2 separate regions of the Homo sapiens genome follow, and region 2 is linked to region 1. A link is an interaction called in ENCODE POLR2A ChIA-PET data of the cell type or tissue named here. Cell type or tissue: A673. All regions are shown on one strand. Each heading gives the region's core, and the rest is flanking DNA. Links, peaks and the distances in the headings are about the cores only. Region 1 overlaps RERG (RAS like estrogen regulated growth inhibitor). Region 2 has its middle 170 kb from the start of ATF7IP.

What was found. ChIA-PET counts read pairs that join two places held together with the same protein. Peaks named below come from ENCODE experiments on the same cell type or tissue, not always from the same donor. Only the 100,000 strongest peaks of a DNase experiment are listed, where the experiment ranks them.
Region 2: POLR2A ChIA-PET joins it to region 1 with 9 read pairs; 1 of 35 experiments calls an interaction of 5 or more read pairs at or near these places.

Annotation. Positions count from the first base shown.
Region 1 is chr12:15,185,269-15,188,188 of GRCh38, reverse strand. The region is part of intron 2 of RERG (RAS like estrogen regulated growth inhibitor); the gene reads left to right. Among named protein-coding and RNA genes, the nearest start is that of RERG, 35 kb to the left of the region's middle. In A673, for the core only: no CTCF peak of the experiment used is centred there; a DNase peak (open chromatin) is centred at 1,378.
Region 2 is chr12:14,192,632-14,195,551 of GRCh38, reverse strand. No RefSeq gene overlaps it. Among named protein-coding and RNA genes, the nearest start is that of ATF7IP, 170 kb to the left of the region's middle. In A673, for the core only: no CTCF peak of the experiment used is centred there; a DNase peak (open chromatin) is centred at 1,711.

The DNA of each region.
Region 1 (2,920 bases), core at 149-2,648:
CATTGGACTGGTGAACAAGGAACAGGAGTTAAGGCCTTGGCTTTCTCACTAATTAGCCACGTGGCCTTGCAAACCTAGTAATTCATCTCTCTGGATATCTATTTCTCATCCTTAAGATACAAGTATTTCCTGTTGAAGGACCCATTCTAGCTCTGGAACTCTATAACCCAGTTTGGTGTTCTCTATAATTTACTCCACTGGGAAAAAATTCTCCATGTCCTCCTATGTTCAGTATTTATTTCCTGATAATAAAAGGGAGAACAATATGTAGTCTCATAAAATTATAATAAAGTCTGTAATTCATCTAGTATAACTCAAGAAAAAGTTCTCAGCCAGGCACGGTGGTTCACACCTGTAATCCCAGCACTTTGGGAGGCCGAGGCGGGTGGATCACTTGAGGTCAGGAGTTCAAGACCAGCCTGGCCAACATGGCAAAACCCTGTCTCTACTTAAAGTACAAAAAATAGCTGGGTGTGGTGGCGGGTGCCTGTAATTCCAGCTACTCGGGAGGCCGAGGCAGGAGAATTGCTTGAATAAGGCAGGAAAATGTTGCAGTGAGCCAAGATTGCGCCGTTGCCCTACAGCCTGGGTGACAACAGCAAAACTCCATCTCAAAAAAAAAAAAGGTTCTCAGAGCATTTATTTTTGCTATTAAGAATAGCTAAATGACTAAGAAAATGTAGTAAATATGTTTGGCCTTAATTCATGTTTGTAGCTGACATTGTCAAACTTAAGACCCATCAGTGTTATGGCTGGTCACCAAATAAAGTGTGAACAAGTAAGCAATTGTGCTAAGACCCCAGACTTAAGGAGTTTGCTGGCTTCTAGTCAAATCACATTTAGTTTGTATTAATATAGTTAGACTTTGGATGTGCTAAGTACTGCATTTACTCTTGGGCACATTTTAAGCTTTGCTTTCCAACAAGAGTAGTGTGTTTTACTAGTATTCAGCATTGTGCCTTACTCCTACTTGTTGCCTTGAGAGCTGGTTCTACCCCTCTGCTCTTGAAAGGTCAATTTTCAGAGTCTATTTCCTCCCACCATCTCCTCAAAGATTATCTTGGTCGTAACTTCCAGTTTAGCCTGAAATAGTGGAAAAGTTTTATCCATCGTTAAGATAGTTGAATAGTGAGTGTGATGAACTAGATAGTCTAATTATCTCTGTAGGAATCTTAATTGAAATCAAATTATCCCCATGTTAATTTTTTTCTAATAAGAAGAAAAAGAGGAAAACAAGCCAAGCACCCAAGTTCTCCTCCATTTTCTGCTTAATAGTGAAGTTAACAAGAAGCTTTTCCTGAGTATTATTCATTGACTGGGATCATATTGGCTGTCCCCAGGGCCATCGACTCTTCCCAGCTGCTCCATTAATCTCTGGGAAATCCCCAGTGCTGCAACTGTCACTGTATAATTAAATGCTTTGTTATTTTCTGCATGGTCCTGTACTTTGGCAGCTTATTTTCATTAAATAGCAAGGCCTGTTCTTTGTCATTTATCCCATATGGCTGTGAAGAAGTGGCCTCCAAATCTTTCTTTGTTTGATTCCTTCTTCTAAATTAATGTTTTCTCCTCCTCCTTTTTCACTTCCTCCTTCTCTTCTTCCACCTTCTCTTCTTCCTCCTCCTCTTCTCTTCCTCTCCTCCTTGCTCTTCTTCTTTTCTTCCTGGTCTCTTTGACTCAAAGCCAGACTATCTAAATAATATATCAGATTGATATAAACTATTTTTTATCTTCCTTTTAACCTCTTCTGAGTAGAGAAAATTTAAAACATTAGAATTAAATGTACATTTTTAATTTTTTAAATTTTTCCTGCAAAGGTTAATCTTTGACTGGAGCACATGGCCCAGCAAACATCCAGACAAAATGAATTGCTATAAATGCTGAACAGGAAAAAAATAAATAATTTCACTTCCTGATGTCATCATGCTACTGATTTATATATAATATAAAATATAATGTATTTTTAAATATAATTTGTATAGCTATTTGGGTATCCTCTGAAATAATGTATATAAGAGAAAGCTTATCTATTCCTCTAAGATTTGGTAAAACATGACTAAAACATTTTTCTAAGTCTTGTTTGTTCAACTTTTTAATGGTCATTGGTCATTGAAAAACAGTTTTCCAGGCTTTCTCAGTTCAATTTTTGATGTTATATTTTTCTAAAATATTGTCCATTTTTATATCTTAATATATGTTGGCATAATTTGCTTCATAGTATTCTCAAATATTTTTATAAATATCTACTCTATCTGTAGTCATTCCTCAAATTTTTAATTTTTTTCTTCTGTTCTTTTTTCTAATCAGTCTTATTAGTGTTTTATCAAATTTATGTTTTGTATTTTTTTTTCTTTTCAACTTTTGTTTTTGTTTAGGGGATACACGTGCAGGTTTGTTATATGGGTAAATTGCATGTCACTGAGGTTTGGTGTACAAATGGTCTCGTCACCCAGGTAGTGAGCATAGTTTTTGACCCTCACCCTCACCCTCCTCTTACCTTTCCCCCTCTAGTAGACCCTGGTGTCTAGGGCCATAACCTGATAATATGGGAAGGAGTTTAAAATAATTATTTTCCCCCAGAGAGCCCAACTTCAGAATTTTCCCTTAAAATACCGTACTGTTGCTAAAAAATGACGCAATTACTTTCATACAGGTTGGAGTGTTTCTTGACACTAACTGAGGTGTCTTCACCTAGCGGGAGGTAGGGGCATTCCAGGAGATCCAGGGGAGTGAGGGATTCTAAGAGCAGGTAGCCACTCTGCTCTGAATCACATTGCAAGCTCCCTAAAGAGCTTCTCTGTGAGTTTCTGAGTCCCCTGTCCATTGATTCTCAGTTTTGGGGTGTACATTACAATTATGTGAGAGCTTTAAAAATCTTGATGTCTAGGCCACGGTTAAGAATATTGTGAAAGAGGATTGA
Region 2 (2,920 bases), core at 167-2,666, 990 kb after region 1:
CTCCGGGGTTCAAGCAATCCTCCCACCTCAGCTTTCTGAGTAGCTGGAACTACAGGCATGTGTCACCACGCTTGGCACTTTTAAAATTTTTAGAAGAGACAGGGGTCTCCCTCTGTTGTCCAGGCTGGTCTCGAACTCCTGAGCTCAAGTAATCCTCCTGCCTTGACCTCTCACAGTTCTGGGATTACAGCAGAAATTCTTAACTGAATTGGAGATATACATTTTCGTTGGCTTATTGTCTATTAGACTGCTAAAATTCAGCACACTACTCCATTCCTGGGCACCAAAAGTAAGCAAATCTCTGCTCCTCTTCCTTTATTTTTGATCCAGATGGGTGGCACTACTGTCCATCTTAAACTGCTCACACCTGAAATCTGAAGCCTTCTTAGATGACTTTTCCTTGCTTGGCCCTCCGCATTCAGGAAAATTGATTTTACTTCCTAGACACGCCTTCAGTCTGCCTCTCCTTTACATTGCCACAGCCACTGCCTTGGATCAGCCCTCCACCTTCATTTCCGGTACTGATGCAATGGCCTCCTGATTGTTCTCCTACTTCTGGGCTCACTCTCTGCTCTTCGCCCTCCACACCAGTGTCTGGGCGATCTATTTATAAAGTAACCCTCGACAGCGTCATTCCTCTGCAATACTCATGGCCTCGAGGAAAAAAAGTCCGAGCTCTCAAGTGTGGTGGGCAGCGTACTTCATGGTCTGACTCTACCTGTTCTTCGGACTCTGTTCCTTCCTGAATTTCCTGGGGCAGGCTTTCTTAGGCACCTGGAATGTCACATCTCTGCCTGTGCCTGAAATACCCTTCTCTCGTCTGCCTAGGCGCTGTCTCTATTCTAAAGGCCCTCTTTTATTTGGAGCTTCTCCCTCTTCTACTCCCATCTTCACCCCCCAGCTGAGTTAAGTGCTTCTTTCTTTCTGTACCATAATCGCTTGACATCTCAGCAGCACTGCCAGTCACGCCATTTTATACCGCTCTATTTTCTTGTTCAAGATCATGTGGACTTTTTATGCGCATAAGTTTTACTTTAACACTTACAAATGGCTTTCCCAACGCTATTTCCTTTGATCTTCATGGTACTCCTTTTGTCCTTGAATTGTGTATAAAACCCTAAAAACTAACAACAACAACAACAACAACAACAACGAGTCTGAAACAAAGTTTATACGTTAACACTTTATTTGGAGTGGAATTCCAGGGCAGCAAGAGTGAAGGAAGAAGGAAGGAGGGAATTCAAGCAGGGAGGGAGGGTAGGCAAACATAAGGTGGCATCTTTCTTATCCTGCAGATCACTATTTCACAAAGACACAGCCAAGCCCATCATACAAGGCATCTCCTGAGAGGCTGCATAGATCCATTGAGACCCAGAACAGACCATTAGGTTTGGAAAGGTGGAAAAGTAAGTGATTTATTCGTCAGTGGCTTCTTATTTTGTGCTTTTCATTGGACAAAATTTAACGATTTTTTTTTCTCTTTCTTTATTTCTTGCTTTTTAAAAATTTTCAGAGCAGAAGAACTTGACCATCTAATTATTTTTAAATTTCCCAGACCTCCAGGGTGTTATTTGCCTCCCCACCCGCCCCCGTCGCCCACTTTTCCCCGGCAGCTGCTGGGGAAGCCAACAGCTGGGTCCGGTCGGGTAGAACTTGGGCGCCTAAGCAGCCAAGGCTCCTGCTGGGGCAGAAACAACGCAGCTGTGTGGAAGCTCAGCGAGTGGCATGAGGAGAGGAAGCAACTGCAGTGGCAGGGGGCTGTCACTTTGGCAAGCTGCCAAGAGGCCAGGGCAGGTTGGATCAAGCAATTCTTTTTCTCTAATTGAGATTTTATTGGTTGTGTTGGGGATCAGTACGTACACAGACATTTCACAATTTTGCACACAATTTGTACACAATTTTGTACCAAAAATCTAAAAAGCCATGTATTGTAAGCGTTAAAAACAGATATTCTCATGACTTTGCCGCTTGAAATTTGAAGGCCAAATTTCCTTAAGATATCAAATGCCAGTGTCTTCAAATGTGGATAACCTGTTACGTAAGTACCATCAATGAACAATTTTATATCATAGACACTACGTACTGAAATTTTCAATCTTTCACAGCACATTAACAAAGTTCCTAGGAAAACAGGACCACCACAACCAAAGATGCTACAGAGCACACGTGGTTTTGACAGGGAGAGCCACCATCAAGGAGTAGTTGTCTTTTTTTATTGAGACAGAGTCTTGCCCTGTCACCCAGGCTGGAGTGCAGTGGTGCAATCTCAGCTCACTACTATCTCCACATCCCAGGTTCAAGCAATTTTCCCGCCTCAGCCTCCCAAGTAGCTGGGATTACAGGTGGGTGCCACCACACCTGGCTAATTTTTTGTATTTTTAGTAGAGATGGGGTTTTGCCATGTTGGCCAGGCTGGTCTCGAACTCCTGACTTCAGATGATCCACCCGCCTCAGCCTCCCAAAATGCTGGGGTTACAGGTGTGAACCACTGCACCTGGCCCAAGGAGTGGTTTTCTTAGGAAACAATTCTACTAAAAAACAACACGGGAATAGGATTAAAAATGTTCAAGACATTAAGTGCGGGACTGTGACTCCATATTGCCATGTAGTATGCTTTCTATTATAGGATATAAAAACTATCCCCCATTTGTGGAATATGAAGCCGACACCCAAGACAGTCAAAGTCTCCTGTAATCCAGTATTCCACATTATTTGCTGGTTGTACCAAAAATAAATAACTAGCAAATAATTTCATCTCTGAAATAAAAGCATTCACACTTAAAAAAAATGAGATGAAGAGGGATTCCCTCCTTCTTAAAAATGTTTCTAGAGGCTGGGCACGGTGGCTCGCATCTGTAATCCCAGCACGTTGGGAGGCTGAGGTGGGTGGATAACCTGAGGTCAGGGGTTCCAGACTAGC